Linked DNA regions of Homo sapiens: region 1 is linked to region 2. The links are chromatin contacts, found by Hi-C in ENCODE. All regions are on one chromosome and are shown on one strand. Each heading gives the region's core, a stretch centred on a gene start or an enhancer-like site at or near the end of the contact. The rest is flanking DNA. Distances are from core to core; before and after follow the strand shown.

Region 1 (4,596 bases), core at 1,225-3,724, 480 kb before region 2:
CAAAAAAAAAAAAAAGAAGGACAGCTGAGAGAAAACAGGTGAGAGAAGAAATGTTGAAAGGACTGGTGAGGAGGAAAGAAAAACAAGACTAAGACTAAGATAGTGATCGATTCAGAAAGAGAGAGACGTACAGTAGAAGTTTTCTGTCTTCTGGGGAGCATCATAAGATTGTTCAGTTCTTATGAGTTTCAGCTACTTGAAGAGATTAATAATCAAAACCAAGGACAGTAAACTTAGAATAAATGAGTGCACATTTGCTTTATGAAGTTGGGCTTTTTCTGTTAGCTAAAACAAGGAGAGAAAATTCTTCTCAAGAACCATTTAGGTGACTGCCCCCTCTCCAGCCACCCACCTCTGCTGAGCCACAGAGGCCTAGATTCTTCAACACACAGGATTTTTCTCTTTTTTGAGACAGGGTCTCACTCTGTCACCCATATTTAGTAGAGAAAGAGTTTTGCTATGTTGCCCAGGCTCGTCTCAGACTCCTGGGCTCAAGCCATCTGCCTGCCTAGGCCTCCCAAGGTGCTGGGATTACAGCATCAGCCACCGCACCTGCCAACACACAGAATTTTTCATTGAGATGATAGTGCTCCAAGTCCTGATGCAAACAGACTAACCAGGGCTCCAGAGCGGTTGGGTCACCTATATCACTAAGTAGGCCCTCCCCTGAACCTTTATATCCCCCGCCATCAACTCCCATACAATCCTCTTGTTCTCTGTTCCTCCTAGATAGTAAGCATTGTCCTCTGTTCCTTATCCCGAAATATTACTATTTTAGTGAAACTTTTTGAAATTGCAGGATGCAACCTATTTGTGGGTGGTAAAATCAGTTCAGTGGGTTGCAATCAACTATTTTTTAAAATGAGATAGAAAATAATATTGAATCACACACAGTAATGTGAAGTATCATTTTATGAAACTTTTATCTCAGTTACATATGTACAGGTAATATGTACTTTTTACTGTGAGTCTCAGTCAAAAATACTTAAAAAACTGACTTGGGTATCTGTACAGAACCAGTTATGATCATGTCTGATTTCTTTTTATATGTACTATAGCACCTAGCACCCTGCCTTAACACAGAGAAAATGTCCACTAAATATTTATGGAATAAACAGGAATGAATGAATTAATGAATGCACAAATGGATAAAGTACATGAAGTATTTCAAGAGTGAGAAAGCAGATATGGTAAGGTAGAAAAAAGTAAGACTGTCTTTGGGAAAATTTCTTTTACTTTTGGGGAAAGCTTGCTCATTTCAAGGCTCTAAGGTCCTGTTCATCTTGCATAACTGAAGTTTTGATTGGACAAAATATCCACTTGATAATTTCCTACTTCCCAATGTAGTTTATATTGCATGAAACTAATATAACAGTCTTTCAGAACTAGTGTAGTGACATGCATAACAAGATTGGAAGTAGATAATTTTCCATTTTAATGTTAGTGTCATGTCTTACTTAAAATTATCAGTGACAGTGGACGTGTTGGTAAAAAAAGGAAACAAGCTAAACATCCATCCACTGAGAAATGGATTAACAAAGTGGTCCATCCATGCAATGGAACTACTCAGTGATAAAAAGCGATGAAGTATTGATACATGAAACAACATGGATGAACTTTGAAAACATTATCCTAAGTGAAAGAAGCCAAACACAAAAGACAGCATATTGTATGATCCCATTCATAAGAGCTTTATAAACAAAAGGCGGATCAATGGTTGCTTGGGCCGGCGAGTGAGAGTGGGGATTGACTGCAAACAAGCCAAGTGATGTGGTTTGGCTGTGTCCCCACTCAAATCTCATCTTGAATTGTAACTTCCATAATTCCCATGTGTTGTAGGAGGGATCCAGTGGGAGATAATTGAATCATGGTGGAAGTTTCCCCCATACTGTTCTTGTGGTAGTGAATAAGTCTCAGGAGATCTAATGGTTTTGTAAAGGGTTTTCCCTTTTGCTTGATTCTCATTCTGTTTCTTGCCTGCTGCCATGTAAGGTGTCTTTTGCCTCCCGCCACGATTGTGAGGCCTCCCCAGCCATGTGGAACTGTGAGTCCATTAAATCTCTTTTTCTTTATAAATTACCCAGTCTCGGGTGTGTCTTTATCAGCAGCATGAGAACGGATGAATACTCCAAAGGAGGGAATGTTTTGAGGTATTGGAAGTTTTCTAAAACTGAATTGTAGTGATGGTTGTATGGTTGTACAAATGGACACATTTTCTGAAACTTATTTAACTGTGCACTTACAGTGCATGAATTTTCTGCTATGTAGATTATACCTCAATGAAACTGTTAAAAATAATTACAGATGCTTTGAAATGCCTTCTGGCAGTACAGGAGAAAGTTTCCCTTCTACTTCACAGTTGTGGATTTATTTTTTGGAAAACTGGACTTCTCTAAAAAGTCAGACCATTATGTAACCTGGCCGCTTCCCCCTTTTCCAGGAACGCGGGCAGAACATCAATGTCTGTCTATCTGCCTGCTGGTCAGCTTCCTTATGAGGAGGCACAATACCAACTGGCAAGCAGGGCCTTGCTGGTCATTTGCCCACTCACTCAGCAATGGGGATGCCAGGGGGGAAATAATTCCTTTGAAGCCCTTTCTATACTGTTGTGCTCCTCAGCAGACAGGATGTAGGGTCTTTCCTATGCTGCCAAAATCAGCAGCAATTGTCAAAAGAAAACACCAGACCAGTACAATAAATGTGAGGGATTTTTCTCACCAAATAACTCATTTCACTTTGAAAGTACAAAGCAGTTACATTTCTAACCTTGCAACTTGAAATCATACAGCTATTCAAAGCTAATGATCAAGGCAGGCAGCATTTTGAAGAAACAATTGCCATTTTCCTCCTTGCTTGTTCAGATAATGAAGGAATGTGTCTTACACATCTTCTACCCTCTCCTACCCTCCTTCCAAATAGTACCCTGGAACTGTGCTAAGTGCGTACTAAGCTCTGGATAAATACTTGTTGATTTGATTGATTCTTTGTCTACCCTAGTGACAATGGCCAGATTAGAATTGATGGGATGATTCCCGAAAGCTGGGAATGGAACACCCTGTACACTGTGGTCTCAGTAATTTGATTAATGATGATGTGTTTTACAATGATTACTTTCAAATCACAAATCTCCAGAATCCCTCAAATCCAAACTGGGTCTGGAAGGCAGGGGGAAGCTTAACAATATTTTGGCTCTCATCAGTTCATGTCAAAATTACAAACCAATTCCAAGTAGGTGAAAGTTATTATAGCTCACAGTTATATGAAAACCAATTTCAGCATTGCTAATGTTTAAAACAGACAGGTGCTGCGTTCAATTTTTTTTAAATGTCACCAGAGTTTCCACGTGATTTATAATCCTAATTCAAAAAAAGCAAAGCTTATGTGAGTCCTTGGCAAAACGCACAAAATACAAACTAAAATGAACAACAAATGGCAACTCGATATTGAACTGGGAATTACATTTTGTGCTGTTTCATTAACTTTTCCAAGTATTTCTTTCTAAAATGCACTCCTGGCTACCCCCGACACACACACGAGATAAAGGAAGAGTGCACACAGATGGCTCCCGTCCAGGCCACTCAGCGGCTCAAAGTGAATGTGATTCCTGTGTTCTCTCCATGCAGATCGTCAATGATGAAGCATGCAGTAAATAACCCTCCCTCCCTGGAAGTGAAGACAGCCTGTGGGGGAGAACTGGCTCCATTAAAGGCTTCAAGCCACAGGAGTTGTTTTCTCCGGAGATGATGAACGTGGGCTGGAAAAAGAGACAAGAGTCACCTACTTCGTGCAGCTTTTTCCCCCCAAACTGCTAAAAGTCCTTTACCCTCAAATAAAATCATCAAGAGAGAGCTGGAAATGGCATCTCTTGCCACAGATCTGTGTTTTATTGTTATTGTTTTCACATAGTATTTACTTAAAGTCTGCTGTATATCCAGCCCATGTGTAACTCACCAAATTTTGAGCATCTTTTTTTGACTGTGCCTGCCTATCCAGTTCTTTGTAAGATCCTTGAGAAATAGAATTGAGCCTTTTCTTCTTTGTAGCTTTGGCCTCTCAGCCAAGGCCTGGCAAAGAGTGTGCATTCAATTAATGTTGGTTGAATGGATGAATAGAAATGAATGGATGGGTGGGTGGATGGATGGATGGATGGATGGACCAATCAGTCAATAGATCTCCCCATTTTTAAGCTCCTGTGTGTCAAAGTTCCCTGGCATTGAGATTGTCCTATCAATGCACAGCATTAAATTCCTGCCGTCCATCTGTTTCGATGGTAAGCTTGGAGAAATACTTGTGGAAAGAGTTCCTTGCTTCTCTGATGCCACATGTGGAATGCTCTTTGCCAAATGCACTATTTGTCACTGAACACCACTCTTCCTGATATCTTATTCCATTTATAGATTCTGGCTCTGGAGTGCAAGATTTTATTTTTTGAATTAAAATGTGATAAGAGACCTTTCAGTTCCCAGAGTTTCTTCTCTTGTCTGTAGGTCAGAAGTTATTGGCTAGAGTCCCAGTATCTCCCTTGAGCTACCGCATGCGTCTGCTGACCAAATCTTCTTAGCCTTCAAACCAAATGATGTCATTCTTTATGGTGCA
Region 2 (4,688 bases), core at 384-2,883:
ATACCTCAATTTACCATCCATAGGGCCTCAAATATGTCACTATTTAACATCTCCAAGCCTCAGGACACACATCTCAAAAATGCAAAGGGCCGGGCTAGACAATTTCAAGTCCTCTTCAGCTGTAAAATTCTATGTTTCGGTGTGAAATCCCATACCCTCTACAAGCTCACATAGTAGTGCTAACAGAAGAGCAATTTTGGTAGAGAAAGAACATTCTTGATGGCAGAAAAATGGAGTTTAACCAATGATTCCTCCGTGTCTGTTACCCAGGAGAAATTCTAATGCCCTAAGCCCTGAGCCCATGTAATATGCTCCTGGGAACAGAAAAAGAGAATTGTAATTCTAGAACCCATCCTTGGACAGAAAATCTGCTCATCTGATAACCTGCTTAGCTCCTGGACTGCTGACAGTCCCTTTTAGTTTCTTTCCTTTACCGCCTCCATTTCTCTAGGAGTGCTCTACTTGTGGCATGAGCCCAGGAGATGGGAAGATGGCCCTGAAGTTCAACCTTAATCCACTTATAACTTATGTTCTGCCTACTTTCAAAAAGGACTGGCTGATTCTTATCAGAGAAGGACATGATTTTAAAACAATTGATCAAGAACCTTAAAATTCAAAAGACCCAAGCTCAGGCAAACATGTTTGTTGTGATGTGAGCTTCTTAGCAGATGAGGGCAAAAGAGGAACTGATAGGCTGCCAAAGTCTCACTGTTTGAAAAAATGGCCACACACACTTGTCACTACAGAAGGTAGGTTTCCTGATTCTAAGTTAATAACAGTCATTGTGGGCTGAAGTTCTATAAGGTCTTGCTTTGTGTAAGGCTTTGTATCAAGACTTTAAATGATTCACAACAACCCTATGAGGTAGGTCGGTGCTATTTTCCAGTCTTGTTCTACAAGCAAGGAAACTAAATTGTTTTACCCAAACCCACCAGTGCTTCCAGAAGACAGAGCTAGGGGTAGAACCCAGGTAGCTGACTCAAGGTCCACACGTTAACCCTGTTAAACTACCTCCTAAAAGCACCAAAGGAATTCTCATACAGGGACCCTCAGTTATGGGACAGAAAAACATCTTCCACAGGAATTTCACTGATGATAGGAAGTATTTAAGTAGTTGTTTCTCATATAGACCCTTGAGAAATACCAAAGACGTAGCACTGAAAGATCACTAAATGAAGTCACTTCCATAGAGGAAGTTAAACTATCGAGGACTATGTGTGTAGTTTTGTTTCTTGTTTTATCTTAAAAGATCTAACTTGATTCAGAGATGGTGCTTAGAATCCCCAAAGGAATAAGCAAATTGTTTTCCAGTCCCTAAGACTCTCCCAAACACAGCTCTGGTGGATGGTGATTTCAGACTAAGGATATACAAACACCTAGAGGCTGGTGGGTTGCTTTAGATCAGGAGTTTTCTAACATTATTGCGCATAAGCAACACCCAAGAAGCCTTTTAAAAATGGGTTCGATGGCCTTAAGGTGGGACCCAGATATGAGTGTCTTTATTTTATAAGCACTGAAATGAGTCTATGCAGATCACCATGAGATGGGAAAACACTGGTCTGGGTGGTACCAAAACCACAAACCTGAGGGTGGATGAAGAGATGAGGAAGCCAAAGGGAGTAACAGAGATGTGCTGCTTACGTGGCAGGTGCATGGGCGGAAGGGAGAGGCAGAATCACGCAAGTTCCCTGTTATGCTCCTGCAGAAAGGCAGTGCAGAGGCTGACTCAGCTTTTTTGCGTCTACTGGTTTTTTCACCCTCAACTGGGAGAGGCTTCCAATGCAACTGGACTGGCTTGATCTCTAAGCTAAACACTCACCTGTTCCAGGAGGCTTTTCTCCTGATGCAGCATCATGAACAGGCAGGATAATGAGGGCGTGCCTTGGCCGTAAATATGTATCCTGGGCAAAGGTGAATAAATCAGTCTGCCCAGGCAGCTTTCACAAAGCCTAGAGGGCTCTATACAAGTCTGTGCAAAGCCAATCTGCACAAATGAGAACATCCTGTAGCCCTACAGCCTTACTAACTGCGAGGCTTCTGAGCTCACAAACACTGCTTTAAACACGTGTGCTATGTCAGAGGAAGGGTCAGCAGCTTATCCTTCTGAGTAAGGGTGCATAAACTAGTTTAGGGAGAAATAAACCATTATACTCTAACTTTCATCATAGAGTAGAAAGACATGGGCTTTGGGAGCAAGAGAACCCAGGGCCTAAATTCTAGACTGAAAATTGGACTTTGGGCACTTTTCTGGACTCATTTCTTCACCTGTAAAAACTAGTATAAGAAAACCTACTATGGCCAAAGTGCGATGGTTTGTGCCTGTAACCCCAGCAGATCACTTGAGCCCAGGAGTTTGAGACCAGCCTGGGCAACATGGAGAAACCCCATCTCTACAAACAACACAAACATTAGCTGGGCATGGTGGTACTTGCCTATAGTCTCAGCAGCTGGGGAGGCTGCGGTGGGAGGATCACTTGAGCCCAGAGGTTGAGGCTGCAGTGAGACATGATTGCACCACTGCACTCCAGCCCAGGTGACAGAGGAAGACCTTGTGTCGAAAGAAAAAAAAAAAAAAAAAAGAAAGAGAAGGGAAGGGAAAGGAAGGGAAAGGAAGGGAAGGGAAGGGAAGGGAAGGGAAGGGAAGGGAAGGGAAGGGAAGGGAAGGGAAGGGAGCCTACTACGTAGGATTGTTATGAAAGTTAAATAAACAAAGGCAAGTTGGTAGCAAAGTAACTGGTGCCAATCAAAGCAGGTGAGCTTTCTTCCTCTCTTTCCCACTAGGTTATAAATTCCCTTAAAGAATTGGGCCACACCTGTATCTTCATAACTCTACACCTCCATGCTTCCCACAAGAAGGTGTTCTAGAAGTGTCCAGTGAATTAATATGCCAACAGAAACCTCTAAATAGATTTGCAACCATTCCCTATACAATTACTTTGGCCAAAAGATGAGTAAAAGATCAACTTCTTCTGTGCCTCAGCTATAGTTTCAGTATTTGCTTGTTTCCAGACACCATGATAGGCACCTCACAAACTTTACCCCACCTGACTCTCCCAGCCACAATGTGAGGTAGGTAATATGCCCATTTCACAGATGAGGAAATCAAAACTTAGAGAGATCAGGAAATCACCCAAGGCTACTCAGTTAGCAAGGGATGGAGCTATGATCTGAATCCAGGTCTGTCCAACTCTAGAGACTGTCCAACAGAGCCAATGTTGTTTTCCCAGGCCTCAGGAGCTCAGTTAATATTGGGAAGGCTCTAGTCAAGATCTGCACTGGCAAAGCAGATCTCCCATGACTTTATATATCCTCTTTCAACTTTTTTAAAGGATACAAATAAAAGTTTATTATATAAAATCGAGCCTTCATATTTCACAGTTTGGCAAGGCTAACGACTAGATCATGTTGTAAGTCCTTAACGAAAATTTTACCCTTCCCATTCCCAACTATTAAAATGGCCTAATCAAAAGTTACAAAAAACGAAGCAAAGTACCACTATAAACAACACCAAGTGCTTTAAAGACAACTATTCCAAATGTATTTTTTAAAATTTAGCAGACTTTGTTAGAGCAGTTTTAGGTTCACTGAAAAATTGGGTGGAACCTGCAGAGAGTTCTCATATATCCCTTCTCCCATACACACAGTCTCCCCCACTAAGAACGTCCCCCAACAGAGTGGTGCATTTGCCACAAATTATGAATCTACATTGATACATCATTATCATCCAAGTCCATAGTTGACACTGGTGTTCACTCTTGGTATTGCACATTCTATGGGTTTAGACAAATTTATAGTGACATGTATCCATCATTATAGTATCATATGGAATAGTTTCACTGCCCTAAAAATCCTCTGTGCTCCACCTATTCATCCCTCAGTATTATTTATTGACATAGGTGACCCCCATGGTATGGGATGCTGTGATCCTGAATTCTTGCAAAGCATCCCTGACAGCTTTGGCCTGTCCATCATTTTCAAATTCAACAACAGCAATGTCATGTCTCCCAGGTACCAAACATACTTTGTTGAAAGCGGGAACTGATATGATAGCATGAAACATCATCCTCTCATTAGTCTCTTCTGGTAAGTTATTCAGGAATACAACACAGTCTGGAGGGTAACCAGGGACCTGAGGATGTGGTGTTGAATTTCCTTGGGAGTTAGCTGAATCTGATGTTCCCTGACCAGGCATTTCCTTTGCACTTGCTACATCCTGTTCTATAGAGTTTTTTCTTTTCTTCACCAGCAAAAAAAAGCCATAAATTTTACATGTTATATCAACTCTCTCTTACAAGGTAGGTAGAAAGTCTGCAATACACCTCCCCCCACCTTCTTTGTAGGGGGAAAGAGGTATGCCTTTTTAATTATTTTATTTTATTTTATTTATTTTTTGAGACAGAGATTCACTCTGTTGCCCAGGTTGGAGTGCAGTGGTGCGATCTTGGCTCACTGCAACCTCCTCCTCCCAGGTTCAAGTGATTCTAGTGCCTCAGCCACCTGAGCAGCTGGGATTACAGGTATGCGCCACCATGCCTGTCTAATTTTTGTATTTTTAGTAGAGACGGGGCTTTGCCATGTAGGCCAGACTGGTCTCGAGCTCCTGGCCTCAAGTGATCCACCCACCTGGCCAAATTTTTAAGTAAAATTATTTATTGCAGTATAGCATTGAGAAAAATGCACAAATTCTA

Evidence for each region. A loop is a pair of places that touch in the nucleus more often than their neighbours do. Pooled maps may share reads with other maps.
Region 1: a map with no recorded cell type shows a loop between it and region 2 (3-fold over the local background). The contact joins two enhancer-like sites. A Hi-C loop is called at or near these places in 2 of 37 single-sample maps with no recorded cell type and 2 of 50 pooled maps.

Annotation. Positions count from the first base shown.
Region 1 is chr10:114,018,882-114,023,477 of GRCh38, forward strand. It overlaps LOC105378492 (a long non-coding RNA gene), which reads left to right. Exons shown (of 3, transcript XR_946332.1): 3 at 3,624-3,814. Among named protein-coding and RNA genes, the nearest start is that of ADRB1, 23 kb to the right of the region's middle. Within about 2 kb of position 2,475, at least 2 of the 41 ENCODE cell types and tissues checked have a DNase peak (open chromatin) inside an H3K27ac peak, as active enhancers do.
Region 2 is chr10:114,498,123-114,502,810 of GRCh38, forward strand. All of the region lies in intron 6 of ABLIM1 (actin binding LIM protein 1), which reads right to left. Among named protein-coding and RNA genes, the nearest start is that of AFAP1L2, 96 kb to the left of the region's middle. RefSeq lists an enhancer at 1,120-2,319. Within about 2 kb of position 1,634, at least 12 of the 41 ENCODE cell types and tissues checked have a DNase peak (open chromatin) inside an H3K27ac peak, as active enhancers do.